Linked DNA regions of Mus musculus: regions 1, 2 and 3 are each linked to region 4. The links are chromatin loops, found by intact Hi-C in ENCODE. Cell type or tissue: left cerebral cortex. All regions are shown on one strand. Region 1 has its middle 11 kb from the start of Olfr514. Region 2 has its middle 17 kb from the start of Olfr470. Region 3 has its middle 4.6 kb from the start of Olfr516. Region 4 holds the start of Eif3f (eukaryotic translation initiation factor 3, subunit F).

Region 1 (8,000 bases), 120 kb before region 4:
TCTCTGTTGCTGATGCTTGCATCTATAGTTCCAGTTTTCTTTCCTAGTTTTTCTATCTCCAGCATTGCCTCACTTTGGACTTTCTTTATAGTGTCTACTTCCCTTTTTAGGTCTTAGATGGTTTTATTCAATTCCATCACCTGTTTGGTCATGTTTTTTTTACAATACTTTAAGGGATTTTTGTGCTTCCTCTTTAAGGTCTTCTACCTGTTTAGCAGTGTTCTCCTGTATTTCTTTAAGTGAGTTATTAAAGTCCTACTTGATGTCCTCTACCATCATCATGAGATATGCTTTTAAATCCGGGTCTAGCTTTTCAGGTGTGTTGGGGTATCCAGGACTGGCTGAGGTGTGAGTACTGGGTTCTGATGATGGTTTCTGTTAGTAAGATTCTTACATTTGCCTTAGCCACCCTTAATCTCTGGAGTTAGTTGTTATAGTTGTCTCTGGTTAGAGCTAGTTCCTCCTGTGAGTCTCTTAGCCTCTATCAGCAGACCTGGGAGACTAGCTCTCTCCTGAGTTTCAGTGGTCAGAGTACTCTCTGCAGGCAAGCTCTCTACTTGCAGGGAAAGTGCACAGATATCTGGCCTTTGGACCTGCCTCCTGGCAGAAGATGAAGACCCAAAACAGGGCCTGTCCCAGAAGCCATGCCGCTTCTGCCTGTCCCAGAAGCTGTGCAGCTTCTGTAGTCGGCACTCTCACCTACACAGTCTAGTCTCTGAGAGATTGCGGACCAGAGTCTGCTCTCCCAGGTGCTCTGGCAAAGCCCTCCCGAGGGGGCGGACACCTCTCCTCTGGCAGGAAAGGTGCCCAGATGTCTGAAGCCTGAAAAGGGGTCTGCCCCAGAAGCTGTGTGACTTCTACCCATCCCAGCTTGTCTCTGAGGGACCTGGGAACCAAGATGGCTCCCCCAGGTGCTCTGGAAAAGCCCTCCCAGGCAGAGCGGACACCTCTCCTCTGGCAGGGGAGGTTCCTGGAAGTCTGGAGCCCGAAATGGGGTCTGCCCCAGAAGCTATGTGGCTTCTGCCTGTCCCAGAAGCTGTGCAGCTTCCGTAGTCGGCACTCTCACCTACACAGTCTAGTCTCTGAGAGATCCTTGTCCAGAGACAGCTCCCCCAGGTGCTCTGGCAAAGCCCTCCTGGGCGGGGCAGACACCTCTCCTCTGGCAAGGAAGGTGTCCGGATGCCTGGAGCCCAAAATGGGGTCAGCCCCAGAAGCTGTGTGGCCTCTGCCTGTCCCAAAAGATGTCAGCCTCTGCAGTCCACTCTCACCTGAGCAGACTAGTCTCCGAGGGATCCGGGAACCACGATGGCTCCTCGCTCTTTCATTCTTTGTTCTTGTACAACAGTGCTATATAAATCATGACTATATAAAACACTATATAAATCATATATCATCATATATAAATATATAATACTTAAATTTATTGTATATTATATATGCTATACCTATACATTATGCATTATGAGTTATACATTATATGTTGTTTGCTATATGTTATATGTTATGCATTGTGTTATATATTATATACTATATGCTATGTATTATATACTATATGCTATATATAACATATCACATGTTACATATTATAAACTATGTACTATATATTATATGTTATCTATTTTGCTATATATTATGTGTTAAATGTTTTATGCTATAGATTATAAATTATATATTTGTTATGCATATTTATTATATATTATATATACTATATACTATATATCATATAGTATTTTATACATTATGCATTATACTATATATTATGCATTGTGTATTATATTTTATATATTTGATACTTTATATTTATATTTTATATTATATGCTATATGTTGTTATACGTTATGTGTAAACATATAAAATCATATATTTAAATATATACTATATATAAATATTTGTGTATAATATATGTCATACGTACAATCACTATATAAGTCATGAAAAATTCTGCTTGGCCCTCTTTTACCACATCTGCAGTAGACTTAATGTGAGTATGTTTCTAGAGTCAGGCACCTTGTGGGCTTTATTTTCTTAGGCACTCTCTTTTAAAGGGTAAACTTTCAAATAGGTGTTCAGTTTCATATTCTGGATCCTTTTCTATTAGAGGTTCTTGTCCTCAAGACAATAGACAGCTCCCCTATTGTTTAGTATGAAGTGAGGAGCATGGTCTCTCATTACTGGCTCTAATCTCTTTAACCACAGTGACACTTTTGTCTGCATCTGCTTTATCTCCAATGTTAAGGGATGAAAACTTCTTTCCTCAGCAAACTGCATATTTGTCAGATCATTCTACTATATTTTGCTCACTATAAATCTGGCCAAGGGCAAAAAATAATAACCATTTCACACTGTAAATACTATGCTGCTCTTGAAATTTACTCCACTAAGTAAACTAGTTCATTATTTTTGTGATCGGCCAGCCTCACTCAGATATACAGAATATGAGCAGAATACAGCCAGATTCTTTGCCAGAATGTCATATGTATGCCCTCTAGCTATTCCCAAAAGCATTGTTTCTGCCTCTGAACCATTCTGAGCCTGGCCTTTGCTGGCACTTCTGTTGGCATACTGGCTTTCTGAATGCCCAGCAGAATGGCTTACAATGTGCTGGGGCTTCTATAGATCCCATCTCCAAATAGTTCCACATTCTTCACACAAACCATCTGCAATGGTTTGCTAACAACATGATCAGGTTTACCACAGCGCAACAACCCCACTTGCCAGTACCTATTTTCTGTTTCAATTATTTCTATCCTCACTGTAATAAAATGCCTGACAGAGGCCATTTTAAGAAGTCGTCTATTTGTACCACTGTTTCCCAGCAGAGAAGGCATGAAGGCTGAAGCAGCTTAGTCCATGGCTTTTCATATGGTACCAACAAAGAAATCAGAGTCTTGCACTAACAGGGCCAGGCTATATGCTCAAACCTCATCTCTAGTGGCTTAGGTCAGCTAGAACCTATGCCTTCACAAAATAATAACTGAGGACTCAGGGCCCAAACACTGCCCTGAGAGATATTTCATATTCATACTGTATGACCCCCACTAAGATATGCTCCCAGAATTCTAGCACTTCTGTAGCAACAGAATTCTAGCCCATCCTTTCAGATTTTTCCAAATGCCTTGCACAAACCAGTTCCAATGGCTTGTGAACCACATGATCAGAAAGTCACACATCTAACTACATCTCTCAGTACCAAATTCCCTATGTTTTTTTAGACCTTATTTTGTTGTGACAAAATACAATAGAACTGCTTGAGGAAACAACTCGAGGATGTCTTTCATCTCAGTGTCAGGTATTTTAATCCATGAAAAGGAAGGCATGATAAAGAGGCCTGAACGCACAGAGGAGAGAAAAATATGTCCTTCACACACACAAACACACGCACACCTGTTTATTCCAGTTAGGTCCTTCTTTCCAAGGTTCCCATAATCTTCAAAATTAGTGTCATCACCCATTGATGGAGTATTCAGCACTTGTGATAATATTATGATGATGGTGATGGCTGTGGTAATAATAGGTATGGTGATGCTGATGATGCTGATGATGTTAGTAATGCTAATGGTGGTGGTGATGGAGATAATGGTGATGAAAGACAAGAGACTTGGAAAGGAGATGGCAAAGTGAAGATTGTGCCAGCCATTCTGGTCTTAAGCCTAACACCTACTAAGAACGTAAGATTTGCCTCTGAATTTTTCACCTGCCAAATTTTTTTTATGTCTGGAACCGGTGTAGTTGATCCAATTATTTCAAACCAGTAACCCCAGAGCTCGTGTCTCTAGCTGCATATGTAGCAGAAGATGGCCTAGTCGGCCATCATTGGGAAGAGAGGCCCCTTGGTCTTGCAAACTTTATAAATCCCAGTACAGGGGAATGCCAGGGCCAGGAAGTGGGAGTGGGTGGGTAGGGGAGCAGGGTGGGAGGAGGGTATAGGGAACTTTTGGGATAGTATTTGAAATGTAAATAAAGATAATAGCTAATAATAGATGAATGAATGAATGCATGAATAAATAAATAAATAAATAAATAAATAAATAAATAAATAAATAAATGTTGAAGGCATGACCAAGTTTAATTTTATGGACTTTCAGAACAGCGTACATCAATTACATTCTTGAACCACCAGGTGGCAGTGTGAATTCGATCCATCTACTGCCATACCAGACTTGATCAGAACTGTTTTGGTTTTGTTTGTTGATATTGTTGTTCTTGGGGATTGCTTGTCTTATTAAACAAAGTCTCACTTTTACTCTTGGCTCTCCTGGAACTCCCTATATAGACCAGTCTGGCCTCTAACATAGAACCTAGAAGCTCCCTTCTGACAGTTTTCCTAAACTCATTTTCTTTGTTTTAATACTGTGTCCTCTGGTCTTCTAATCTAAGCAGATCAATGTTTAGAAACTGTAGTTTCACAGGACTCTTTTCTCCCCATTATTTGTATACAAATCTATCCACTCATATTCACCTTTTACCCAGAAAACATCGGCACAAGCCCTGTGTTAAATGCATTCACTCTTTCTTCTTTATTAGATTTTTCGGAAAGACTGCAACCTATGCAGTAATTTAATTCAGTCTTACATAGTGGACCCTATTTTTACACTTCCATTATTTAAAATTATACACAAAATAACTATATATTTGTAGCATACCTAAATCCTTTTTATAATAATCTCGTGTGTGTGTGTGTGTGTGTGTGTGTGTGTGTGTGTGTGTGTGTGTGTACATGTGCATGCACAGCTTCCTGAAGTAGAACACAAAATCTTTCAAATGATAGGAACTAATGAGGAAACTTTCCTTCTACCTCCAATTTTACACTTCATGGTAAATAGCAGAGATAACATGTGTTTGTGGATCATTTCTGGGCAAATTATGAAGCTAATAGTCAACCTGTTTCTACTGGTACCCATTTTCTCTCTTTTACTAGAAGTGGGAATAATAACTTCTTGAAGAGAAAAAAAAACACTCACCATTCTGCATTTAGTTCTACCCATCTTTTCCTTTTATTGTAAAATTCACATAATAAACAGTATCTGTGGTATATTTAAAATCACCTTCCTAGAGCCTGCATCCCTCCCCTGTTTTTGCCCTATAACGCTGTCTCCCTGTACCGCTCCTGGTCACAATTCTTAGCCTGGCTAATAAATCTCATTGATTGTAAGCAAGCATTTTAAGTGTTGTTTACTCCAAACTGGATTTCAACTCCTCACAAGGATTCTTTCCCATCCATTTCATATCTCAGTAATGAGAACCTCCAACCTGAAGTGTAGACTTATTCCTGACACTTCTTTTTCTCCTATCTGCTTCTGCATACAATCCCCAATCAGGTTAAGTCAGTTGGAATTCTTACTTAAGCATGGAAACACTCTCATCTCTCCTAGCTTGAGCCACCATCAGTCCTGCCTGGGTAGCATTGACTCTTCCTTGCTTATTTCCATTCCTTCATCCTATCAATTACTCAGCACACAGAATATACCAAAAGTTGAAATATGGTCCTGTCTCTCCTTGTCTGAAAGCCTTCTGTTATTCAACAGTGGCTACTAGGCGAAACTTGGCATTCTCACTGTCCATGAGTTTTTATAGAATCTCTTCTGCTCACCTCTCCATTCCACCTCTCCATGACATCTACAGATTTTCCTTTCCTGTAAAATTTCACATCAAGACCCTTAAGCCCTGTGCCTTTCTTCCTGCTGTATAGGTCCTCTGTTTAGTGCCCCATTCTGGCTTTTCTATCAGTCTTGAAGCCTCATTCAAAAGGTTTAAAAGCTCATTTTCTCCCAGGAGTCAAGGAGATAAGGCCTTATTGTTACTACATCACAGCATCCTCTGTTTCCTTCGTAACAATTATAATAATTGTTAATACATGTAAACAAATCTTTCATTTGTTTTAAATAAGTTCCTCTCATTAGACTATCTTTCTTATCTTGCTTTCCTAGGGCCTAGAACAGTGTCTATCCATACAAGTCATTTTACGATCATTAAAATTGTCTCTTCACAGGACAAACCCATTGTGCTCAATTTGTTAAGCTTGTGGGATAATAGTGAACAGAACACAACCTAGGATGGAACATTAGCAGAATGACTTTACAGGTGTTTATTCGTGGGACAACAACAAAAATGTAATTGCGTTGGGCCTCTACTTTAATAGGCTGTAAGGGCATGGATGAAGTTAAAGAGACAAGTGACAAAACCAGTTCATGGTTGTGTGAGGGATCCTCCCCGACAATGTCACTAGTGAGATGGGAGCCTGGTCACCATTCTGGAGCAGCAAGGAAGCCACATTTTGCCATTCCATTCTGTCAGAATAATCAGAACGGAAACAATAATGACAGATACATTCAAAGAAATAAAAAAGATCAAAATTTCAAATTATAAGAGCTTGTGTTGTCAGCAAACACAGTAGGGATCAAAACCTAGACAAAACATACGGTCAATAAATACATTTACAGATTAAAAATAGTAATTGTTCAGTTGGCTTTAAGTCATAGGTTTACAAAAGGGCTTCCTTAATAAATATTATGTATGAAGAGTAATGATATTAAATACTTTTAAAAATATGGATACACTGGTTTCCATGGGATAGTATAATGTGACACATTGCAGAGTGGATGGCTTAAACAAAAGAATTTTTATTTATATCTCTAAATCCTGGAAATTGAAACATTGTTGAAAAATGTCCATTCATTCTTAAAAAGATTGAACACAAAAAAATGATTCAAGAATAAAGGAAATTAAAATAATTAAATAATCACATTTGTATCCTAGGGTGGATGATAGGGACCTACCCATTCTTTAAGTAGCAGAGAGACATATTTTCTCTATAAAAGAAATTCCAACGGATTCCAAAATCAAGTCAGAAGATCAGACACTTTGTTAGAGTTTGTGTCCTCACAGAACAGAAGCCAAATCCATAACATAAACAGCCTGATAATGCAGTAGAGTGGGTTTATTATGTTAATTTGGGTCACCAAAACTACTCACACAATTGTCTGCACACAAGACACTTAGGGTGTGTGCACATAGTTGGTTCTGATTGGTAAATAAAGATGCCAACAGCCAATGGCTGGGCAGGGCAGAAAGAGGCAGGAGAAGGTGAGGAGACACCACCCCTGAGAAGGTGCAGGACAAAGAACATAGCTGTAATGTAAGAGTCTGGGAATAGGTGTGTGGGTTCATTTCTGGGTCTTCAATTCTATTCCATTGGTCTACTTGTCTGTCACTATAGCAGTACCATGCAGTTTTTATCACAATTGCTCTGTAGTACAGCTTTAGGTCAGGCGTGGTGATTCCACCAGAGGTTCTTTTATCCTTGAGAAGAGTTTTTGCTATCCTAGGTTTTCTGTTATCCCAGATGAATCCAGATTGCCCTTTCTAATTCGTTGAAGAATTGAGTTGGAATTTTGATGGGGATTGCATTGAATCTTTAGATTGCTTTTGGCAAGATAGCCATTTTTACTATATTGATCCTGCCAATCCATGAGCATGGGAGATCTTTCCATCTTCTGAGATCTTCTTTAAATTCTTTCTTCAGAGACTTGAAGTTCTTATCATACAGATCTTTCACTTCCTTAGTTAGAGTCACGCCAAGGTATTTTATATTATTTGTGACTATTGAGAAGGGTATTGTTTCCTTAATTTCTTTCTTAGGCTGTTTCTCCTTTGTGTACAGAAAGGCCATTTACTTGTTTGAGTTAATTTTATATCCAGCTACTTCATTGAAGCTGTTTATCAGGCTTAGGAGTTCTCTGGTAGAATTTTTAGGGTCACTTATATATACTATCATATCATCTGCAAAATGTGATATTTTGATATCTTCCTTTCCAATTTGTATCCCCTTGATCTCCTTTTGTTGTCGGATTGCTCTGGCTAGGACTTTAAGTACAATGTTTAATAGGTAGGGAGAGAGTGCGAAGCCTTGTTTAGTCCCTGATTTTAGTGGGATTGCTTCCAGCTTCTCACCATTCACTTTGATGTTGGCTACTGATTTGCTGTAGATTGCTTTTATCATG
Region 2 (8,000 bases), 1.1 Mb before region 4:
GCAGATGATATGATAGTATATATAAGTGACCCTAAAAATTCCACCAGAGAACTCCTAAACCTGATAAACAGCTTTGGTGAAGTAGCTGGATATAAAATTAACTCAAACAAGTCAATGGCCTTTCTCTACACAAAGAATAAACAGGCTGAGAAAGAAATTAGGGAAACAACACCCTTCTCAATAGTCACAAATAATATAAAATATCTCGGCGTGACTCTAACTAAGGAAGTAAAAGATCTGTATGATAAAAACTTCAAGTCTCTGAAGAAAGAAATTAAAGAAGATCTCAGAAGATGGAAAGATCTCCCATGCTCATGGATTGGCAGGATCAACATTGTAAAAATGGCTATCTTGCCAAAAGCAATCTACAGATTCAATGCAATCCCCATCAAAATTCCAACTCAATTCTTCAACGAATTGGAAGGAGCAATTTGCAAATTTGTTTGGAATAACAAAAAACCTAGGATAGCAAAAACTCTTCTCAAGGATAAAAGAACCTCTGGTGGAATCACCATGCCTGACCTAAAGCTTTACTACAGAGCAATTGTGATAAAAACTGCATGGTACTGGTATAGAGACAGACAAGTGGACCAATGGAATAGAATTGAAGACCCAGAAATGAACCCACACACCTATGGTCACTTGATCTTCGACAAGGGAGCCAAAACCATCCAGTGGAAGAAAGACAGCATTTTCAACAATTGGTGCTGGCACAACTGGTTGTTATCATGTAGAAGAATGCGAATCGATCCATACTTATCTCCTTGTACTAAGGTCAAATCTAAGTGGATCAAGGAACTTCACATAAAACCAGAGACACTGAAACTTATAGAGGAGAAAGTGGGGAAAAGCCTTGAAGATATGGGCACAGGGGAAAAATTCCTGAACAGAACAGCAATGGCTTGTGCTGTAAGATCGAGAATTGACAAATGGGATCTAATGAAACTCCAAAGTTTCTGCAAGGCAAAAGACACTGTCTATAAGACAAAAAGACCACCAACAGACTGGGAAAGGATCTTTACCTATCCTAAATCAGATAGGGGACTAATATCCAACATATATAAAGAACTCAAGAAGGTGGACCTCAGAAAATCAAATAACCCCCTTAAAAAATGGGGCTCAGAACTGAACAAAGAATTCTCACCTGAGGAATACCGAATGGCAGAGAAGCACCTGAAAAAATGTTCAACATCCTTAATCATCAGGGAAATGCAAATCAAAACAACCCTGAGATTCCACCTCACACCAGTCAGAATGGCTAAGATCAAAAATTCAGGTGACAGCAGATGCTGGCGAGGATGTGGAGAAAGAGGAACACTCCTCCATTGTTGGTGGGATTGCAGGCTTGTACAACCACTCTGGAAATCAGTCTGGCGGTTCCTCAGAAAATTGGACATAGTACTACCGGAGGATCCAGCAATACCTCTCCTGGGCATATATCCAGAAGAAGCCCCAACTGGTAAGAAGGACACATGCTCCACTATGTTCATAGCAGCCTTATTTATAATAGCCAGAAACTGGAAAGAACCCAGATGCCCCTCAACAGAGGAATGGATACAGAAAATGTGGTACATCTACACAATGGAGTACTACTCAGCTATTAAAAAGAATGAATTTATGAAATTCCTAGCCAAATGGATGGACCTGGAGAGCATCATCCTGAGTGAGGTAACACAATCACAAAGGAACTCACACAATATGTACTCACTGATAAGTGGATACTAGCCCAAAACCTAGGATACCCACGATATAAGATACAATTTCCTAAACACATGAAACTCAAGAAAAATGAAGACTGAAGTGTGGACACTATGCCCCTCCTTAGAAGTGGGAACAAAACACCCATGGAAGGAGTTACAGAAACAAAGTATGGAGCTGAGATGAAAGGATGGACCATGTAGAGACTGCCATAGCCAGGGATCCACCCCATAATCAGCATCCAAATGCTGACACCATTGCATACACTAGCAAGATTTTACTGAAAGGACCCAGATGTAGCTGTCTCTTGTGAGACTATGCCGGGGCCTAGCAAACACAGAAGTGGATGCTCACAGTCAGCTAATGGATGGATCACAGGGCTCCCAATGGAGGAGCTAGAGAAAGTACCCAAGGAGCTAAAGGGATCTTCAACCCTATAGGTGGAACAACATTATGAACTAACCAGTACCCCTGAGCTCTTGACTCTAGCTGCATATGTATCAAAGGATGGCCGAGTCGGCCATCACTGGAAAGAGAGGCCCATTGGACACGCAGACTTTGTGTGCCCCGGTACAGGGGGACGCCAGGGCCTAGGGGGGGAGTGGGTGGGTAGGGGAGTGGGGGTGGGTGGGTAAGGGGGACTTTTGGTATAGCATTGGAAATGTAAATGAGCTAAATACCTAATAAAAAATGGAAAAAAAAAAAAAAAAAAAAAAAAAAAAAAAAAAAAAAAAAACAAAATGAGGAATGTGTTTTCGCCATCAATTTCCTCATGGCCTCTTTTACCTCCTTGTACCTCAGACTGTAGATCAAGGGATTCAGCATGGGGATCACCACTGTGTAGAACACAGACACCACTTTAATTTGGTTGGGCGAGTGGCTTGACTTTGGTATGACATAAACAAATGTAACTGTCCCATAAAACAAGGTGACTGCAGTGAGGTGGGAGGTACAGGTGGAGAAGGCTTTGTGCCTGCCCTCAGTAGAGTGCATCCTGAGGATGGAGTGAAGGATGTAGACATATGAAATAATGATTACGAACAGGGTGATGACGATGATGGAGCCTGCTGAGATGGCAGGAGACATTTCAGCAACATAAACATGGGTACAGGAAAGCTCCACCAGTGGTGGGAGATCACAGAAGAAATGGTTGACTTTATTTGGTCCACAAAAAGTCAGGCTCAATAAACAACTGGTACATGATGAAGAATTCACACATCCACCCATGTAGGAAATAACCAATAAGATGAGGCAGACCTTGGGAGACATGAGAGTGGAGTAGAGCAGGGGTGAGCAGATGGCCACATAGCGATCATAGTCCATGGCAGCCAGCAGGAAGAACTCAGCAGTCCCAAAGACCACATCAGAGCCAAGCTGGACTATGCAACCAGCCACAGGGATGGCAGTTCTCTCTCTCAGCAAACTCACAATCATGACAGGTGTGACTGAGCTGGAGTACCCAATGTCCACAAAGGCCAAGTGGCTGAGGAAAAGGTACATTGGGGTGTGAAGCTGAGGGCTTCTTCTGATCAACATGATTATGCTGACATTGCCCAATATGGTGGTGATGTAGACACCCAGGAACAACACAAAGAAGATACAACAAAGGGTGGGGACCTCAGTTAGCCCCAAAATAATGAACTCTGTTACCATTGTGTGGTTCCCAGGCTCTATCTTTTTTGAAGTGCTTCCTACTGAAATAAAACCAGTGGCTATCAGAATACATTAAATGGCCTCATGATTGATATACACTACTCCACATTTAGCCCATTAAAAATAAATGTGGATTTCATTTTGTTCTGATGTTTGTTTTCCCCCAAATCTTTCCCAAACCAAGTTACATCATGAATAATTTCAGAATATTAATCATCATTTACCTTAAGCCCACAGATACAAACTGAGCAGTGACTCAGATCAGAACACAGGACTCACTCACAGAAGTGGCTTTTGATCAAGGAAGGAGGTATAATTAATGCATAGAGCGCTGATGCGCTGAGACCCCAAATAGTTGAAGTGACAGTTGTATGCTGGTCTATATGATATATGATTCAATTCTATTTCTCAGTCCTATTGAAGCCGGTCCTTCCTAGTCTTCTTGTGATCTTGTGCCACTGTGGGTGGTGCATGCTACTCTGTTGTGAAGGTGAATGGTATTTTATGAGGATCAAACTACAGTACCAGTCCGCAACTCTCTTCTAATTTCTAAACTGACACCTTTTACACGATACATCTACAATATAGCAGAACCTCTCACTAGCCCAGGTTTCAACTGTGGGAATAGGGCATATATTGTACATGCACTCGAAGTCAGATAGAACTGTGCTGTGTTAGCTCACACTAAATTCCTAGTGTTTATCTATTGGGGCAGCTTAACACCACCTAGTTAGTATAACTGCAATTAGTATAAAGGGAAATTTCACATGGAGAGTAATTCTGAGAAAAGCATGAGAATCAATTCTATTTGAGGTCATTATTTGTACTTTAAGAACTGAGTGGAATGAGCAAAAGAATGAATTCCGTATTACATTATTATATCTTATGTCAGCAAAATAGCAGATGCTTATGTTAGCCACATGGGGGCATCAGATTGTTTCATATGAAAGGGATATCAAAAAATCAGTTACTTTAATAAAAACCGAGGTTCTCCCGGTTCCTTCGAGCTCATCGTCTCTGCCGTCCTCTGACTTTTAATTTCCAGGACTTTCCTTCTGCCATGTCGTCTGAAGAAGGGAAACTCTTCGTAGGAGGGCTCAACTTCAACACCGATGAACAGGCACTTGAAGACCACTTCAGCAGCTTTGGGCCTATCTCTGAGGTGGTTGTTGTCAAGGACCGGGAGACTCAAAGATCCCAGGGTTTTGACTTCATCACCTTCACAAACCCAGAGCATGCCTCAGATGCGATGAGAGCCATGAATGGAGAGTCCCTGGATGGGCGCCAAATCCGAGTTGATCATGCAGGAAAGTTTGCCAGGGGATCCAGAGGGGGTGCCTTTGGTGGGCGTGGTCGCAGTTACTCTAGAGGTGGTGGAGACCAGGGATATGGAAGTGGAAGATATGACAGTCGTCCTGGAGGATATGGATATGGGTATGGGCGGTCTAGAGACTACAGTGGCAGCCAGGGTGGCTATGACCGCTACTCAGGAGGAAATTACAGAGACAATTATGACAACTGAGATGGGGCATGCACACAAAATACACACAAGGAATAACACTTCTGATCCAGGATCGTCCTTGCAAATTGCTGTATTTATAAAGATTTTTGGAGCTGCGCTGAAACGTCTGTTTTAGTACATCAAGTTCTATTTTTGAATTGAGCTCCCAAGGTAGTTTGTTAAAGAACTTTTAGAAAGCTCCATGTGTTCTTTAATCATTTTTCCCTTTTAAAAACAAATTTTAAGACATTTGTTACAGTCCCAATATTTTTCCTTTTATCAGAATTTTTGTTTAGGCACTCAGGATTATTGTTTCTGGCCAAAAGAAAAAAGTGGCCAGGCTAAATCAGTTTTTAAAGTTGATGTGTATTTAGGGACATTTTAAAACCTTGTAAACAATATTTATCATGGCCAGAAAGTGATTTCTGAATGTACCTATGAACAATCCGAGTCAAGATCATGATTGCTTAGAGATGTTTTTTATTAAAGATCACCATCCTGATTATATAGAAGAGCTTCTTTAAAATGTTTGTGAATGTCATTTTTTAATACTGGAAGAAAAGTATTCTATTGTGTCTGATGTGTTTAGGATGTCCTTTATGGAGCTAATTAAAAGATGAAACCTGAACACACACACACACACAAAAAAAAAAAAAAAAACAAAAAACCGAATGGGTAGTTTAATCAGGAGAATCAACAGAACCCTGAAATGAAGATAGACTATGTTTAAGGCAATAGTGTTAACAAGAAATATCCTAATATATTTTTATGAATTATTGAACTGACAACTTAGTTAATAAAACCATAATATAAATTTATTGTGTATAATCATATGTAACTGTAAATTGAGTCTCATGAGTGATATCAGTGCACAGTCTACTTTGGATTTTAAATTAGCTGTCATTTTGAAGAACAGTATAGAGATTCCCAATACACAAATGGTAGAATTTCCATATGATGTAGTAACGTTACAACTGTAGCCAAGATATGAAAGTAATTTACATGTCCATTCATACATGAATGCACTTAAAGTAGTCTGAGTTTCTACCACTTAGATTTAAGCAGTGCTTAGTGAGTTAGATAAAAGCGCAAATTATAAAATGTCATCTAATAACTTATTGCTATACCCAGATCAGTACATCTCTCAGCCTCATCAGGGTAGTTTCTTCTTGTGGTAGATGGTAAGTACCACAGAGACTCACAACTGGACAATGTGCAGAAAAATAAGATATTGCAGAATTCTTAGCCCTAAATGGGGCATCTATACTCTCAAGGGTTCTGTAGAATAGGAGGGGTAGAGAGTTTATGAGTCAGAGGCAGTGGATAAGTGCAAGGAAGCAGTGTTTTTCAGACACAATGAGGTAGATGCACTTACAGTGATTGTGACAGCAAGTACAAGACCTGTACTAGCTCAAGCCAGACAAAAACCCAGACTGGATGAGGGCCAGTGAGCACAAAGTTCCACCTGTAGCTGAGCAGATATTGGCATTTTATTACTTCTGGGAGAGTGAAGGTCTATTTTCTTTAGTGGGGTGACACTTAGAGTATAGTTAACACTCCAAGACAGGAGTTACACCCAGGAGTAGATGGCCAACGCTAACTGGAGAGGGTAGGTTTAGGAAAAAGAAGAAAGAGAGAGAAAGCAGAGATAGAGAAACAGAGAGAGACAGACAAAGACAGACAGACAGACGGACAGACACACACACACACACACACACACACACACAGAGAGAGAGAGAGAGAGAGAGAGAGAGAGAGAGAGAGAGAGAGAGAGAGAGAGAGAGAGACCGAGAGACCGAGAGACCGAGAGACCGAGAGACCGAGAGACCGAGAGACCGAGAGACCGAGAGACCGAGAGACCGAGAGACCGAGAGACATAGACAGACAGACATACACAGAGAGAGGGAGAGGGGGATGGAGAGGGAGGGAGGGAGATGAATAGGGAGAAGGAGGGAGGAAGGGAGAGAATATGAGTTGGTTGAGTATGAAGGAGGAGGTGGGGAAGGATCTGAGAAAAGTTAGAAGGGAATAAATATGACAAAAATATATTGTATGAAACTCTCAAGGAATAAATAAGACATTACTTAATAAAAGAGGTAGAGATGATGTTCTTCTTCTGGCCCGAGACTGACTAATTCAGAAGCCTGAGGCCTCCACTTGGGACATTTATGTATCAATATAAAAGAAAGATTGAATGTTACCTGTTTGACAAATATTGCAGCATGAACAGGTTCCAGGAATTATCTTCCTATAATAGGACTTTCTTATGCAGGACTTGGGACTGTTTGTGATGTTAGACCATAAACAGCTTACCACTAGACATACTCATCTTTATTAGCATATAATTGAAAGTCCAGTGGGAGAAAATCCAATGAGACAAGAAAATTGGGTGTCTGTTCTCATATAGACTTTGCTGGCTGAGATATTTCTTAAAATCCCAAGGGTTTTATTCTCTTCATTATTAACAGGCAATATTAGAACTTCAGATATCTAGTTGGTTTTGTAACTTGATTTGAATAATTATAATTAGCATGGGCAATCCTGTGATCATCTGTGACATCAGAAGCAGGTGCTTGGAACTACTTTCTTGAGCATCATTGTATCTTTTGTAGTCACACTTTAGGGTGCTACAGGAAGAGATGTAATATTTGTTTTTGTGTAAGTCACCTACATTATTTTTTTATTTTTTATTTTTTGAATTTTTTGAGACAGGGTTTCTCTGTGTATCCCTGGCTGTCCTGGAACTCACTTTGTAGTCCAGGCTGGCCTCGAACTCAGAAATCCGCCTGCCTCTGCCTCCCGAGTGCTGGGATTAAAGGCATGTGCCACCATGCCCAGCTCATTATTTTTATTTATATTTCCAATGTTACCCCCACTTCCAGTTGACCCCCATGTCCTCTCCCCCATCCCCTGTTTCTATGAGGGTGCTCCCCCACCAACCCCGACTCCCCCCATCCCCCAGCACCTCAGCACCCTAGCATTCCTGTATGCTGGGTTATGGAACCTCCACAGGACTTAGGGGGTCCCCCTCCCATTGATGCTAGATAAGTCAATCCTCTGCTATATAAGCAGCTGGATCCATGGGTCCCTCCATGTATACTCATTGGTTGATGGTTAAGCCCCTGGGAGCTTTGGGGGGGATCTGGTT
Region 3 (8,000 bases), 84 kb before region 4:
CACACAATCATACTCACACTCACACACACATACACACTATGTAATAATAATAATAATAATAATAATAATAATAATAATTTTAAAGCTAGAACGTTGACTAGTAGAGTAATAGTCTTTGGAAACATTTCCTATGGACCAAAAAATCAACCAAACCCATTCTGAGGACGGATACAAGCATTGTGTTATTGAGAATCCACCTTCCATAACTCTTATGCATGCACCTCTGTGTTACTTTTAATTGTATACTTGTATATGAATTTTAAAGAAAGACTTTCAAGTTAGGCAAATAGTAAAAAATGTAAACAAATTAAAACTATGATAAATTACATGAACTATATTGATAAATGATTTTTATAAATACCAAAGTACAAAGCACAGTTCTTTTACTTTGTTAAGAATGAAAACTAAACCATATATACCTGAATAAATATACCATATCCCTAAAAATTTGATTTGTAGACAAAGTGACCACAAAGGAACATAAATCAAATGGCTTCCAGAATATTTTTTTGGTTTCTGGTCCAGGTGTACCAAATTTACTAAAATTTGCCCCAATGAGAAATGTTAGAAACCAATTTTCTATCATTGATTCTTGAGTGCAGAAAATGACTTTAGAAAACATCATGTAGTACCATTCTGAATCTATGACTCATTTGCTCCCTTTAAAAGAAAATACACCTATACTTGGAGTTTGTGTCACACACTCCCTGGTTTAACACCCATCACCAAGGAATGTCGACACCTTTTCAGATAAACCTGAGCTATACACTCCACAGAAGACACCCAAGCCACTCTGTGCATCTTTGCTACCCAGAGCTCTAACTCCTATCACCTGATTGCCATTTGCTAGAGCACTCACTACAAATAAAAATAATCCAATCTTTATGTGCTTTATGCCTAAAATAATATAAACTAGAATATAAACTGCAGGATGACAATAATTTTGTTCTAGACTTTGTGTTGTTCCCAGAATTGAAAACAGGTAGCCATGTATGTAATAGATAAAAGTGATAAATTGAAACTTAATAAATCCATAGAGGAATAATTATTTAAGTTAAGAAAGCCTGGACTCTACCCTCAGTTGACTACTGTGTCTAAAGGGAAATAATCAACAACAGGAGAATAAGAAGATCCACATTCACTGTCTGACTTTTCTAGAAGTTTGAGGCTGGCTATGGGGCATGAGCAGCACTGGTTTAAGAATTGGTCTGGACCTAGCCACAACAGTCCAGCTTGAGCCTATGCCCCTCCCTGTACGTGGACACCCTACCTATATGGTCAGGAATTACCCCCAAACAGCCCTTCTGGCTCTGAGCTGGGCATCTTATTCATCAGTAGAAAACTGCAGTAAAAAGAGGGCTAGCCATATGCAGGGATCCATCCCATAATCAGCTTCCAAATGCTGACACCATTGCATACACTAGCAAGATTTTGCTGAAAGGACCCAGATATAGCTCTCTCTTGTGAGACTATGCCGGGGCCTAGCAAACACAGAAGTGGATGATCACAGTCAGCTATTGGATGGGTCACACGGCCCCCAATGGAGGAGCTAGAGAAATTACCCAAGGAGCTAAAGGGATCTGCAACCCTATAGGTGGAACAACAATATGAACTAACCAGTACCCGGGAGCTTTTGTCTTTAGCTGCATATGTATCAAAAGATGGTCTAGTCGGCCATCACTGCAAAGAGAGGCCCATTGTACTTGCAAACTTTATATGCCCCAGTACAGGGGCACACCAGGGCCAAAAAGGGGGAGTGGGTGGGTAGGGGATTGGGGGGGGTGGGTATGGGGGACCTTTGGGATAGCATTGAAAATGTAAACAAGGAAAATTCCTAATTAAATAAAAAGAGGGCTAAGCTGAGGGAGGTCTACAAGAGTCAGGCAGTAAACGAGCATGGAATTCCTGATTCTCTACCATCTTCCAATCTTACATACAGCTAACTGTTTTCCTCCTTGTCCAACTCCCCTTCAGAGCCCCCTTCTGTACAAAGCTCCCCACTCTCCCTCCACTTGACTCCCCTCTACCTAATTCTCCCTCCACTCTAACTCCCCTTGTTTCCAGATTTCTCCCCACTGTCAGTACTCGTACATCCTTAGAGCCAGAATCCCATAAACATTGCCAGATCCTGGCCACCATTCAAGTTCCTTCTCATCAGTATATGGAACCCTGATGACGTCCCACATCTCACACCTTCTCCTCCCATCTGTCTCCTATGACTCCATCAAAACAATCCCATGCTTCCTCCCAAAACACTCAGGCCTCTCTTGACTCACAGAATGAAATGTTCATTCCTCTGCCAGGCATGTAAGGAAACAAGAGTGGGAGAGACAGTTGTAGAAGCATAAGTGAGCGGATTTGCTCTAGTGACACCTGAGTACTAGAACAGAGGATGCCAGCCATTACATAAAGCTTTAGAGAGAAACAGCATATTTATAGTATGGAACATGACACAGGAAAGCCAGAAGACAGAATTGTATAACAAACTGACACATGATACCTTGGGTTCAGATTATTAGGACAAAACAGAGAGGTGTTTTTTTTAAAGTTGATTTCTGAGTATGACTCTGGTGATCTCCTAAAAGCAAATTCCTAGGACTAGGGAGATGGCTCAGTGGGTAACTTGCTTCGTGTTCATGTTCATGTTTGAGGACCTGAGTTTGGAGCCCCAGAAACCACTTGAAATAGCTGGGTTCACACAGTGATATGCATGTGTTATACCAGCTCCAGGGCAGAGTGGAGACAGGCAGATTCCAGGACTCACTGCTCAGTCGGCAGAGCTGAAATGGCAAGCTCAAGTTCCATGAGACTCTGTCATAGAAAATAAGGTAGATATCTTAACATGATGCTGCATGCCTTTAGTCCCAGCACTCAGGAAGCAGAGACAGGAGAGTTCTAGGTCAATCAGGGCTATACAGTGAGATCCTGTCTCAAAGAACAAAAAGAAAAAGGCAGAGAACTATAAAAGAAGCCACCCAATGTCAGCCTCTGAACTCTACATGTACAGGCCAACACATACACACACACACACACACACACACACACACACACACACACACACATGAACACAAACATACCAATGTGCCTAAGCTAACTACAATAATATGTTATTGATGTCAAAAGTTTCATAAAATAAGTAAAATTATCTCTGAAGGAAAATAAAAACTTTAACTCAAAAAATTTTTTCTAATGTACAAAACAAGTTATAAGGTAATACAGAGAGGATCTTATTTAACTAAACAAACAAGTAGGCTGATAAAATTTATTAAATAAATCTAAGTCATACTTTTGTGAATGTTTTATAAGAACTAGAGCCAGGCAGTGGTGGTGCGCACCTTTAATCCTAGCACTGGGGAGGCAAAGGCAGGTGGATTTCTAAGTTCAAGGCCATCCTGGTCTACAGACTGAGTTCCAGGACACCCAAGACTAGACAGAGAAACTCTGTCTCAAAAAAAACAAACAAAAATAACAAATAATAATTGAATAAATAACTGGACCTGACTAGCCCTTCTCTTCCTTTATTATGGAGTGCCTGGTGCTAACTTGGATAACTCACCAGCATGTTTCACTGGCTTTTGCATTAACCTTCCTTATCATGTAGAACAAGTAGCTCTCTCCTCAGAGTTTCCTCTCCTACAGAATTGTTCTTGACCACCTCACTCTGATCTGATCACTGTGAACTGATGACTTATGCCAGCTTACTCCCTTAGAGCTACAGCTGTTATCTACACCCTTGTGTGAAGAAGAAAGGGGAAACAACTGGAGCAACTGGTTTTCTTACCAAAGCAGAGCGATCACTTGCCAAGTACCCCCAAATGCCAGTAGAATTGAAATAGGATCCCCCTGACATGATTGATAAGGTGGAAGCCAATGATAGACTCTCTCAAGCACAATCTTTAGCTCAAAACCTATGAGCTGATGCTTACCCTAATGGATCAGATATGTGACCTCATATTTAAAAGCATTCCCATCCATACAACTTGGTGAATGGGTGCACTGATTTTATAACATTGTATGCTCTGGGAGAAGCCTTCTCTCTGGAGACCTTACACTCCATGTATACAGACTTTCCTCTGTGGAGATCAGGAAACACCAATGTAATAACTAGATGCAGCTCTCTTTCAGGCTTCTACAGGGACTAATGAGCATGTGTTCACACAGGAGATTTGATTTCACCATTGTGTCCCCAGTTATGAAAATGTAGTTGTGTGGATGATGAGCTGACTTGGCCCGACCTTAAGGAAATAGAAGCAGACATTTCGCAGATGCTAAAAATAAGACCTAGAAGATAGAGAGAGGTTGCAGTCCACAGTGAGAGCAAGCTGATACAAGGGGAAATCTCATCACAAGCAAACATCTTGTTCACTGTAATAAAATGTGTAAAGTTACCTTATGGAAAGTCTGGTTTTATTATCATCAAGTTCCCCCCACCCCCCAGTTTGGTTTTTGCTTGTATGTTGGGTTTTTTTGGATTTTTTGGGTGTTTTGTTTTGTTTTGTTTTTTTAATATTTTCTTTATTTACATTTCAAATGCTATCCTGAAAATTCCCTATACCCTCCCCCCACCCTGCTCCCCTACCCACCCATTCCTACTTCTTAGTCCTGACATTCCCCAATACTGGGGCATATAAAGTTTGCAATACCAAGGGACCTCTCTTTCCAGTGATTGCCAAGTAGGCCATCTTCTGCTACATATGCAGCTAGAGACATGAGCTCTGGGGGTACTGATTAGTTCATACTGTTGTTCCACCTATATGGTTGCAGACCACTTCAGCTCCTTGGGTGATTTCTCTAGCTTCTCCACTGGGGGGCCCTATGTTCCATGTTATAGATGACTGTGAACATCCACTTCAGTATTTGCCAGGCACTGGCATAACTTCAAAGGAGACAGCTATACCAGGGTCCCTTCAGCAAAATCTTGCTGGCATATGCAATAGTGTCTGAGTTTGGTGGCTGATTATGGGATGGATCCTGGGGTGGGGTAGACTCTGGATAGTTCATCCTTTCATCTTAGCTCCAAACTGTGTCTCTGTAACTCCTTTCATGGGTATTTTGTTCCCTATTCTAAGGAGGACTGAAGTATCCACAGTTTGGTCTTCCCAACTTGAGTAAAAGATGTAAGTTCTCTAGTCCTATTAACTTTTAAGTGAAATACAGGCAATCTTATTTATTCTCACAGGCCTTGTATAAGAATCATTGCACTTAGGAGTTAGTCCAAACTGACTTGACCAATCAATGGGACCATTGTCTCATGCCCAGCAGATATAGGGATGAACCAGTCAAGACTTAGAGCTCAGATGATGTGGCCAGGACATAAATTCTTCTTTCAGTCTCTCCTCTCTAATATCTTAGGGGACCTTTTCCAATGTCAAAAGATGTGGATCCTTGTCTCTATATTCTACCTCTAGCTTTCTAGAGGGGGCTCCATTGTCAAAGAACATCTCTCTTTTAGGAGCATCAAAGCTGCCAACATCTTTATTCCGTGTCCAGTGCAAATGTACCACTAATCCTGATAGAGAAGAGATTTCACACCTAAAAATTAACCCACCTTGTAAGAAGCCAACTCTAGGATGGCGCCGGTTTCAGGTGTGCCTTTGTGGTAAACAACACCACTGTGCAGATGCTAGCCCAAATCTGGCGCCAACCCCTCCCGAACGGGTGCATGCAAATTAGGTGCCGGTAGACTGACCAATCCCAGGGAGCCACGGAGCCTTCTCCAGTGCTGAGGTACATATAAGCAGTGCTCCCTGGGTTCCCGGGGTCCCCCATAGCAGCATCGAGGCGTTCCTGTAATAAAGGCTATTAAGAAGAATCTGACCGTGTTGTGTCTTCCTTGCCGGCCAAGGTGGGCACAACACCACCTCCTTTTGTTCTTCTCTGCAGAGTGGTTATCTGTCAATCCATGAATCACATTGCATGGACATCACTGGGTTGGAATATGAGGCTAGGTGGATAATTTTAATAGAACTGTCTATAACCTGTCATGGTGTCAATCCCAATAATATATATATGAAAATATTTACTAAAAAAATAACTCCCCAGAAAAAAATAAGTATTATACCTAAGGAATAAATCTCAAGAATGGCTCAAGACTGTGGTTCAATTTGCTAATATACTAGTGAGAAAATACTTTGTATACTTGTAATCACTGTGTGACTATAAAGGGAAAGATAAACTTGCATGCATTGTTTTCTTTAGGCAGACTAGTAAAGAATGGAAACAGATAGAATGAATGGGGCCATACAACAAATTTCACAGTAAATGGACAGTCCTGGAGGAAAATGATGAAGAGAGACAGAAAATGAAGAATAACTAGAAGTAAAGACAGATGACTTCACTGTGTGTCATGTCATGCAGAACAAATGCCTTTGGGGATGGTGCTACAAGTAGGACTAAGGGGGAAAGGTCTTAAAAAAAAGTGTAGGGTAAATAGAAAAACCCTACTAACTCAGGAGTCTCTATTGAATTGACCACACTTTTCTCAAACAGGCTAAAGAAACAACTTTCAACACAACTGTTATGAACTCTGTACAGATGCCAAACCTGCTTCTCAGTAAGAAAGTCCATGGGACCCTTGCAATTAGTAAGGAGAAATGTGAGGTATGGAAACAATCAACTTCCTTTGGAGTCCCTACTAATGAACAAAAGAAACAATAGAGTGAATTTGGGAAGAAGCACAAGAAACTGTGTAATTGCACTACTGCCAGTAAGCTAAAATGGGGAAAGTATTTGTATATGCATTGGTGTTTTGCCTACATATATGTATGGGGGGGATCAGATCCTATATAACTGGAGTTACAGACAGTTGTGAACTGCTGTGTGGGTTCTGGGAATTAAACCTGGATCCTATAGAACAGCCAGCTCTCTTAACTGCTGAACCATCTGACAGAGTATCTTAATTTGAGTAAACAATATTCTTGTTAGTAATTACAAATGCCTATATCCAAAAGTGTAGACAATTCCTGGTTTGATGCCAGAGGGGTCAAGAGATATATAAGTCATAAAGTTGGGTGAGTATGGAGGTATGGAGGATCAGGGAGGAATTGGGGAAAGGGAAAAGCATGATCAAAATCTATTGTATGATTTTTTTTCAATAAAAGAAAAGATTTCTGGTGAAATGCCAGAGGGGTCTAGATGAATATAAATTGTGATAGTACTATAATCTGGCAAGTGTTCATGTTTGACACCCAAGGGCCAAGGGGTAAAAAGTAAAGAAAAAGATGCTAAAGTTATTTGCTGAAACCTTTGTTTCAATAAGCTCTACAGAGCACTTTAATTACCCAAGCTTCCATAGCCAGATGAGAAGTACTAAAAGGGAAGGGGCAGTGTGCAGTTAAAACTATCTGGGCATCACATTCCTGCATTAGATGAAGGGATTTCTCCTGACTTTATGACCCGGATGAACTAAGTCTTATCAGATTTTAGAAAAGCAACTGAGGGCACCAAGAATTAATTCCGAGAAGGAATAATCTCTTCTATAAATGGTGATGGAGTATATGAATGCCTTTGCAAAGGAGTGAATATAAATCCTTATCTTCTACACCATTTGAAACCAACTAAAGCAGATATAGTGGCTCACACTTATAAACCCAAAATTTGGAAGGCTGAGGAAGGAGGCTTGGAGTATGTTCAAGGCCAACTTGTCTATATAGTGAGTTCCAAGCCTGCCAAGCCAAAGCTATAGAGTTAGACCTTGTCTCCAAAAGCCTAAAAGAAAATGAATTGAAGACTTAAGTGTAAGACCTGAAATCATAAAATTTCTAGAATAAAACACAGAAAGGAAGCTGACAGGAGTGTTTCTGATGAGTGTGTATGTGTGTGCATGCATGCCCAAATGTGTGTACGTGCATACATGCATGGGTGTGTGTGTTTTGTTTTTATATCACATCGTGAGTTCACACTACAAGAATGAAACCTGACAGGTGGTATGACATCACATTAAAATCACATCAAAGAAAACAATCAGTGATGTGAAAAGTCAGTTTATGTTTGAAATTATG
Region 4 (8,000 bases):
GGAGATTGAGGATTCTAATGGAAGAATAAGAATGATTGCAGGATCCTAAGGGGATAGGAACTCTACAGGAAGACCAACAGAATCAACTATCTTAGACCCTTGGAGCTCTCAGAGTCTGAACCACCAACCAAAGAACATACTCGGGCTGGAACTAGGCTTCCCACACATATGTAGCCGATGTGCAGCTTGGTCTTCATGTGGGTTCCAAACAATTGGAGTGGGAGCTATCCCAACAGCTGTTATCTGTATATGGGATATGTTCTAGCTGAGCTGCCTTGTCTGGCCTCAGTGGGAGAGGAAGTGCCTAGCCTTGCAGAGACTTGAAGTGCCAGGATGGGGGCATATCCAGAGAAGAAGAGGGAGAAAATGGAGGAATGATTGCAGGAAGAGGTGACTTGGAGGGGGCAGTGAGCAAGATGTAAAGTGAATAAATAAACACATACATACATACATACATACATACATACATACATACATTTTTTAAAGGAGGTCTCTTCTTACTGTTTATAGACCATGTTTCCCTCATTTGAGGATCCTAGAATTTTATTTTTATATATAACATAACCCACACGTAGCACATACATATATAACATGAAAGTGGAAAGAAGACTAGGGGAAGAAAAAGACTAATGGAGGAGGATTAAAGAGAGGAATAGGTTGGGGTTGGTGAGGTGGCTCAGTGATTAAGAGCACTGGCTACTCTTCCAGAGGTCCTGAGTTCAATTCCCAGCAGTCACATGGTGGCTCACAACCATCTGTAATGGGATCTCATGCCTTCTTCTGGTGCATCTGAAAACAGTGTACTCATGTACATTCAATAAATAAATAAATAAATAAATAATCTTTAAAGAGAGAGAGAGAATCGGTGGGAATATCCACCTGAGTACAAAGAATCTATGCCAACAAGAAAGCTTTTTAAAGGAGCTAAGGAGATAGTTCAGCAGGGAAGAGCACTTGCTATGCAAGCATGAGGACCTGAGTTATAATCCCAGCACCCACATAAATCCAGGAGTGGTAGCTCGTGAGCCTGCAACCCCAGCATTGTAGATGGTGAGACAGAGGATGCTGGGGTTTGCTGACTACCAGCCTAGCGCCAGGCTCAGTGAGAGACACAGTCTTAAGGGAATAGGGAAGAGGGTGATAGAGCAGGACACCCAATGTCCTTCATGTCTGGCACACACACACACACACACACACACACACACCTATGCATATAGTACACACACATGAAAACTTTAATAAAAGAAAAAGGATGCTGGACAGTGGTGGCACACACCTTTAATCCCAGCATTCAGGGAGGCAGAGCCAAGTGGATCTCTAAGTTCCAGGACAGTCAGGGCCACACAGAGAAACCTTGTTTTGAAAAGAGAAAGTAAAAAGAGCTTCCTACACTACTAACTCTGCGAAGCATCATGAGTTACCTCTGGCCTTCTGAATAAAACTAAAACATTGGTTCATGAGGTTTGAGCCTGCTGGCTTTCAATATCAAACCAATACCTCCAGCTTGCTGCCTGAAGATCATAAAACACTCATTTCCTTTATAAAAACAAACGTATTTTGAAGATTTTATTTTCTTAATTGTGTATGCATGTGTCTGTGACTGGGTATGTATGTACATGTGAGTGCAATGCCTGTGGAGGCCAGAAGAGGACATAGGTTTCTCTGGAACTAGAGTTGTGTGTAGCTGTGAGCCACCAACCAACCCTTCCCCTTGCTGGAACCTCAATGCAGATTTTCTGCAACAACAGAGAATCTCTGTGTGTCTCTCTGTCTCTCTCTCTCTCTGTGTCTCTGTGTGTGTGTGTGTGTGTGTGTGTGTGTGTGTGTGTGTGTGTGTTTCTCTCTCACTGAACTATCTTTCTACTGCCCAAATTTTTTTATAGCATAGGAGTCTTTTTAAAAAGATTTATCTGCCGGGCATGGTGGCGCACGCCTTTAATCCCAGCACTCGGGAGGCAGAGGCAGGCGGATTTCTGAGTTCGAGGCCAGCCTGGTCTACAAAGTGAGTTCCAGGACAGCCAGGGCTATACAGAGAAACCCTGTCTCAAAAAACCAAAAAATAAAAATAAAAAATGAAAATATTTATTTATCTATTACACACACACACACACTGTCCCTATCTTCAGACACACCAGAAGGAGGCATCAGATCCTATTACAAATGATTGTAAGCCACTGTGTAGTTGCTGGGAATTGAACTTAGGACCTTTGGAAGAGGTTATTGCAGAGAATCTGCGTTGAGGTTCTAGCAAGGGGAAGGGGTTGGTTGGTGGCTTACAGCTACTCACAACTCTAGTTGTGTTCCTAACCGCTGAGCCATCTCTCCAGTACCAGCATAGGAGTCTTCATAATTAGCTCCTGGCCCTGCTTAGAGATCTATCCTTTCTTTTGATAATGCCATTTAACCACCAAATTCTTTCTTTAAATGTACTAGTCTTGCTCTCATTCACCTTAAGCCCTCTACATGAACTGTTCACTCCACCAGAAGAGCTCTCCCTACAAAACCCCAAATAATAGTTGGCTGCCTGAATTCTTCAAGTTTCCACTCCAACTTGATACCCTCATTGTATCCTACTCTAACCCTTCATAATCTTTCATGCTCTCATAACCTCCACTGATCATTTCTTTCTCATAGCACAGTCAAATAGTAATAATAATTTACTGTGTATCGAAGCACTTTCTAACCTAATGTAGGATTTAGTCCTTTTCTCTCCCCCAAAGAGAATGCAACCCTTTGCTATTTAGTTCACTTATATACCCTAGCATATAAGAGAGAGTCTGGTGCATATTAAGCATTTAAATTGTTGAATGAATATGCCTCCCTAATGATGCCTTATGAAGCCATCACAAATAAAGCACTATTGGTCAGGCATGATGATTCCTGCCTATAGTCCTAGCATTCGGGAAGCAGAGGCAGGAAAGTTGAGGTAAGTTCCAGGCCAACCTAACCTATATGGCTAGGCGTGGAATGCAAAGTAGATCCTGAGTCCAAATTTTAATTCATTGATTAATAAGTTAAATGGATGTAACAGTGAATCCCCTGTAAGACTGATATTTAATATCCATTTAAGTCTTAAACAATTGCGACCTTTACACTACTCTGTGCCGCCACCTGGTGGCAACTGTGTAGATTGCTAGTTGCTTCCTCCCCATTCCCACCCCAGGAAGTCCTAAAGTTACTAGGAACTACTCTGGACTCCTACACACTGAGTGCGCATCGGACAGAAATTAAAGCGCACACCGCGCACTAAAACTTACAACTAGCCGGAAATTTCATGTCCAATAGTCATCAAGATATGATTCACGTGGTATAAATTTAGCCAATCAAATTTCTAATTCCTCCAACTCACGCTCTTCTGTTCTAGGCTCTCTCTCTTTCTCGGCAAGATGGCTTCTCCGGCCGTACCGGCTAATGTCCCTCCTGCCACTGCAGCCGCAGCCCCGGCGCCGGTCGTCACCGCAGCCCCGGCTTCAGCCCCGACCCCATCCACGCCAGCTCCGACACCGGCTGCGACTCCCGCTGCGTCCCCGGCGCCCGTCTCGTCTGATCCTGCTGTAGCTGCGCCTGCAGCCCCGGGCCAGACCCCAGCCTCCGCGCCAGCCCCAGCGCAGACGCCGGCGCCTTCGCAGCCCGGGCCCGCCCTCCCGGGGCCTTTCCCGGGCGGCCGCGTGGTCAGGCTACACCCCGTCATTTTGGCCTCGATCGTGGACAGCTACGAACGCCGCAACGAGGGAGCTGCCCGAGTTATTGGAACCCTGTTGGGTGAGTTCTGGGGAAATTAATGTTTTCTTCCTGTGCATCTTACTATTCCTCTCGTTCCATCGCCCCTGAACTCTTAGCCTGTTTCTCTTTTTGCACCTTCCTACTGTGGCTTGCCTTCCCGAGTGATCTGAATTCAGCCGAATTGCCGTTAAGCCACAGAAATGTGCAAGGAGTAGGTATAAGCTATTGCGTAGTTTGTGATACTTGATCTACATGTTATTTTATACTCCCAACAACGTGGTACTGAGAGGGCATGCTGCCAAAAATGAAAGCTCAAATGACAGCAAGTTCAAAGCCCTTGACCCGTTAAACAGAGTACCCACATGCCCTCTCTTATGCAGTGACCTACCACCACCCCAGCACAAACAGAAAGTGCCCACCACCCATGTTAGGGAAGAGGATGTGTCAGAAGCTTCCTCCAACTCAAATAAACCAGGTATATTTGTAACATATTCTGGATATATAATATCTAGCTTTCCTAAACTTTTCAGACAGGCACGTGTCCCAAGGTTTTCCTACATACTGGTTCATAAACCCTAGATATGCTCAGCTCCAAGTTCTACCCCCACCCCCAACCCCCACCTCACTCCTCTGATTTTTCATTTGGACACAGACTGTTGTTGTATTATGTGTCCGTCGCTAACCTTCAAGATGAAGAGAAGCCAACTATCTGAAGAGGTTGGCATCCCAGGCTTACGGGAGGGTGGCAGGAAGTGAAGCCCTCAGTGGTTTGGTCACCTGCCTGTGGGGCAGGACTCACAGGGAGCTGAGAAGACTCCTCCAGGCTGGTCTCTGCAGAGGCCCATGACCAGCACTCATTCCAGAGCCGAGGCAGGGGAAACTAGAGAACATGCCTGCTTTGTGGAAAGTAGTAGACCTGAGTTGGGCCTGGACAGCAGATTGAGGGCTGAAGCAGAGCACCTGCAAAGGGGAGGCAGAGAGAGGCAGAGAGTGGACGCAAGGAAATAGAGCTCGCAGGTCAAGGCGTGACAGAACTGCAGCATGAGAGGGGTTTGGGTGAGTTCTAGAGCTGCCGTTGTGCATACAAGAAGAAAGGACAGAGTGTGGCTTGGGCTTGGTATTCCTTGTGAGGTGCCCCTGAGTGTACCAGTGGGTTGGTCAAGTAGAAAATTGAGTAAGCAGGGCTGCCAGGGCGCTTCACTGCCTGCCCGTGCTTCACTTCCCAGAGCCCACATGATGGAAGGAGAAAACCTGCAGACGGTCCTCTGACTTCCATGGGCAAGCAGTTGCACATCCATAATTAATCAGTATAAAAGAAAGGCAAATTTTAACAGTACGTGTGAAGATGCAAATGTAAAGAGGTGTGGGCAAGTATGCCCTAGCCCCCAGAAGATAAGTAACTGAAATAAAGAGGTAGATGTACTCACCTACCACAGGGATTGGTAGCTGTGTTTTTAAAAAAAGTCAGGGAATATTTTCAGCTTTGTGTGCAGTCTGTCACAGCTACTCAACTCTGCCCTTGTAGCAGGAAAAGAGCCATAAATAATGCAAAAGAGATTGGGCACATAAACATGAACTGAAGTGTTTCTGGGCCAGTACTTGACCTAGAAAAGAAGCATAGAACAAAAACTGGGAACACTAACAATGCTGAAACCCTGAGGTGTCAGAGGAGCTAACAGATTAGGAAGAGAAGGGGAAAAGCTAGAAGAGACTGGTATCTTGGAGGCCCTAGGAGAAAAGGCTCTGAAATGGGGGAAGCAGTCACAGTGGTCAAAGTTGGTGAGTGTTCAGATGACAGAAGGTATACCTGTGGGTTAAGAACCTTGTCTTAGGGTTCCATTGCTGTGAACAGACACCATGACCAAGGCAGCATTTCACTGTGGCTGCTTACTGGTTCTGAGGTTCAGTCCATTATCATCAAGGTGGGAAGCATGGCAGCATCCAGGCGGGCATGGCACTGGAGAAGGAGCTGAGAGTTCCATGTCTTATTCAAGGGAACCCAGAAGAAGACTGGGCTTCGTCCCACCCGGCTAGAAGGAGGGTCTCAAAGCCCACTCCCACAGTGGCACACCTAGTCCAACAAGGCCATACCTCCTGTTAGCACCACTCTCTGGGCCAAGCATATTCAAACCACCACATAGTTCAGAAAATGAAACCATAACGCTAGCCAACAAAAGACAACACTAGCAGAGACATGTTACAAGGGGTAGGGGGTGAGGAACTTAAAGGAAGGTACCAGGACATCAAGTGAGAATAGTTGGGACCTATGGCTCAGTGAGATCCAGTAACTAATGTGAGAGTTAGGGGTGTGAGAGGAAGTCTGGTAAGAAAACCTCTGGGGGTGGAATGACCCTTTCACAGAAGATCATCAGAAAACACAAGTATTTCAATTACATTTATAACAGTAGCAAAATTGTAGTTATGAATTATCAATGAAAATAATTTTATGGTTAAGGGTTACCACAACATGATGGTCACAGCATTAAAAGATTAAAAACTACTACTCTAGAAAGTACAGAGTATTGTGGGGAAGGGCTGGTAGGGGGAAATAGCAGGCAAAGGAGACCTTGCAAAGGAAGGCTTAATCGTGTCTGGTGATGGAAAGGGGGGGGGGGTCTCTGAGTTTGAGTTCTGGAAAATACTAGTTCTGTTGATGCTGGACTTGGGGCTAATGTGTTGGCTTCGTGTTTGCTGACTTTGAGGCCATCTCCAAAAGCAGGACCTGGAGAAACAGCTTAGTTATAGACCACTTGCCTATCGTGCATAAAGCCCTGAATTCACTCTCCAGCACCACAGGAGCCAGGTGTGGTGATGCGTACCTGTGATCCTAGCATGGGGCTGTTGGAGACAGGAGGCTCAGGAGTTCTTGTTCCTCTTTAGTTAGAAAGGGCCCTGACCCTGGGGGATTGGGTAGTCAGGGGCCATGGGCTTTGAGTTCTCAGGATTATGTAACGCCTGGCTCTTCTCTCTTTACCAGGAACTGTTGACAAGCACTCGGTAGAAGTCACCAACTGCTTTTCGGTGCCACACAATGAGTCAGAAGATGAAGTGAGTTGAGAGGATTTAAGCAGCCCCTGTATAGTTCACAGCCATTCAACCCCTAACTTCCCCGAAGGCCCCACTGTGCTGTGTCTGTAGCCAGAGCTGCAGCTGAAGCTCTGCTTTCCCTGTCCACATTGGGCCTCCTCAGGTGGTGGGGGTTGGTAATTTTTCCTATTCAGCATATACTTGTAGCTTCTTAACCTCCTCTCCTGCCTTCCCCCTTAGGTGGCTGTTGACATGGAATTTGCTAAGAATATGTATGAATTACATAAAAAAGTCTCCCCAAATGAGCTCATCCTAGGCTGGTAAGATGGCGCGGGTGGGAGTGGATAGAGGGTCTCATTGTCATCAGACTAGATCTCGTCTCCCCTTTCAGACATAGAACATATAAAGCATGTGACCTCGAGAGCCTATGAGATTTTGATGATAACTTGATCCTAGAAAGTCAAGAATATTTATTTTCAATTACAACTTTGTTATGCAGTTTTTCATATTGTTAATTACTGCTAAAATGGGTGTGAGAACCCCGGCAACACCCGCTGCGCTGTTGCATTTGGTATTGGTGTCAGCTGCCCTGCGTCTATGATTGCTGTTGCAGGTATGCCACAGGCCATGACATCACAGAACACTCAGTGCTGATCCATGAGTACTACAGCAGGGAGGCCCCGAACCCCATTCACCTCACGGTGGACACAGGTCTCCAGCATGGGCGCATGAGCATCAAGGCCTATGTCAGGTGAGCCCTGGGCACGCTCAGGTCTAATCCTGCCGCTTAGTTTCTCTTCAGGAACTTTATTCCTCTTTTAACAGCTGTCATTAGAGAAGTTTCTAAAGTGAAGTCGGACCCCATAACTCACACTCACTCACTGGTCCTGCTTACACTGGAGTATTTGTTGTTTGGAACCATTCCAAATGGAAGTGCCTTTAGCATCATCTTCTGGAACAGTTAACCCACACATGATGTGTTTATCAGGTTCTTCTGAGCCTGTATTTGTTGCTTTTCTGAATTATCATTAGTTTTTCATTGTCTTGGTTTGCGTTCTGTTTTGTTTTGTTTTGTTTTGTTTTGTTTTTGGAGACAGGGTTTCTCTGTATAGCCCAGACTGACCTGGAACTCACTCAGTAGACCAGGCTGGCCTCGGACCAGGCTCCGCCTCCCAAGTGCTGGGATTAAAAGCATGCACCACCACTGCACAGCTTGGTTTGCTCTCTATTACTGTGATAAAACACAGACC

Evidence for each region. Hi-C counts contacts between places; a loop is a spot of excess contacts. Peaks named below come from ENCODE experiments on the same cell type or tissue, not always from the same donor. Only the 100,000 strongest peaks of a DNase experiment are listed, where the experiment ranks them.
Region 1: a loop joins it to region 4, with 9 times the contacts of the local background. A loop is called at or near these places in 23 of 42 quality-filtered maps.
Region 2: it touches region 4 in a loop (16-fold over the local background); 4 of 42 quality-filtered maps call a loop at or near these places.
Region 3: it touches region 4 in a loop (7-fold over the local background); 9 of 42 quality-filtered maps call a loop at or near these places.

Annotation. Positions count from the first base shown.
Region 1 is chr7:108,810,885-108,818,884 of GRCm38, forward strand. No RefSeq gene overlaps it. Among named protein-coding and RNA genes, the nearest start is that of Olfr514, 11 kb to the right of the region's middle. In left cerebral cortex, a CTCF peak has its summit at 4,119 (motif pointing right); a DNase peak (open chromatin) is centred at 4,141.
Region 2 is chr7:107,858,628-107,866,627 of GRCm38, forward strand. It overlaps the pseudogene Olfr471-ps1 and the pseudogene Gm10156. Among named protein-coding and RNA genes, the nearest start is that of Olfr470, 17 kb to the left of the region's middle. In left cerebral cortex, a CTCF peak has its summit at 4,279 (motif pointing right); a DNase peak (open chromatin) is centred at 4,337.
Region 3 is chr7:108,846,560-108,854,559 of GRCm38, forward strand. No RefSeq gene overlaps it. Among named protein-coding and RNA genes, the nearest start is that of Olfr516, 4.6 kb to the left of the region's middle. In left cerebral cortex, a CTCF peak has its summit at 4,816 (motif pointing right); DNase peaks (open chromatin) are centred at 2,210 and 4,815.
Region 4 is chr7:108,931,046-108,939,045 of GRCm38, forward strand. It overlaps Eif3f (eukaryotic translation initiation factor 3, subunit F), which reads left to right and starts at 3,370. Exons shown (of 8, transcript NM_025344.2): 1 at 3,370-3,762; 2 at 6,701-6,771; 3 at 6,991-7,070; 4 at 7,364-7,501. The coding sequence starts at 3,387. In left cerebral cortex, a CTCF peak has its summit at 3,112 (motif pointing left); DNase peaks (open chromatin) are centred at 3,209 and 3,932; H3K4me3 peaks cover 1,330 bases; H3K27ac peaks cover 652 bases.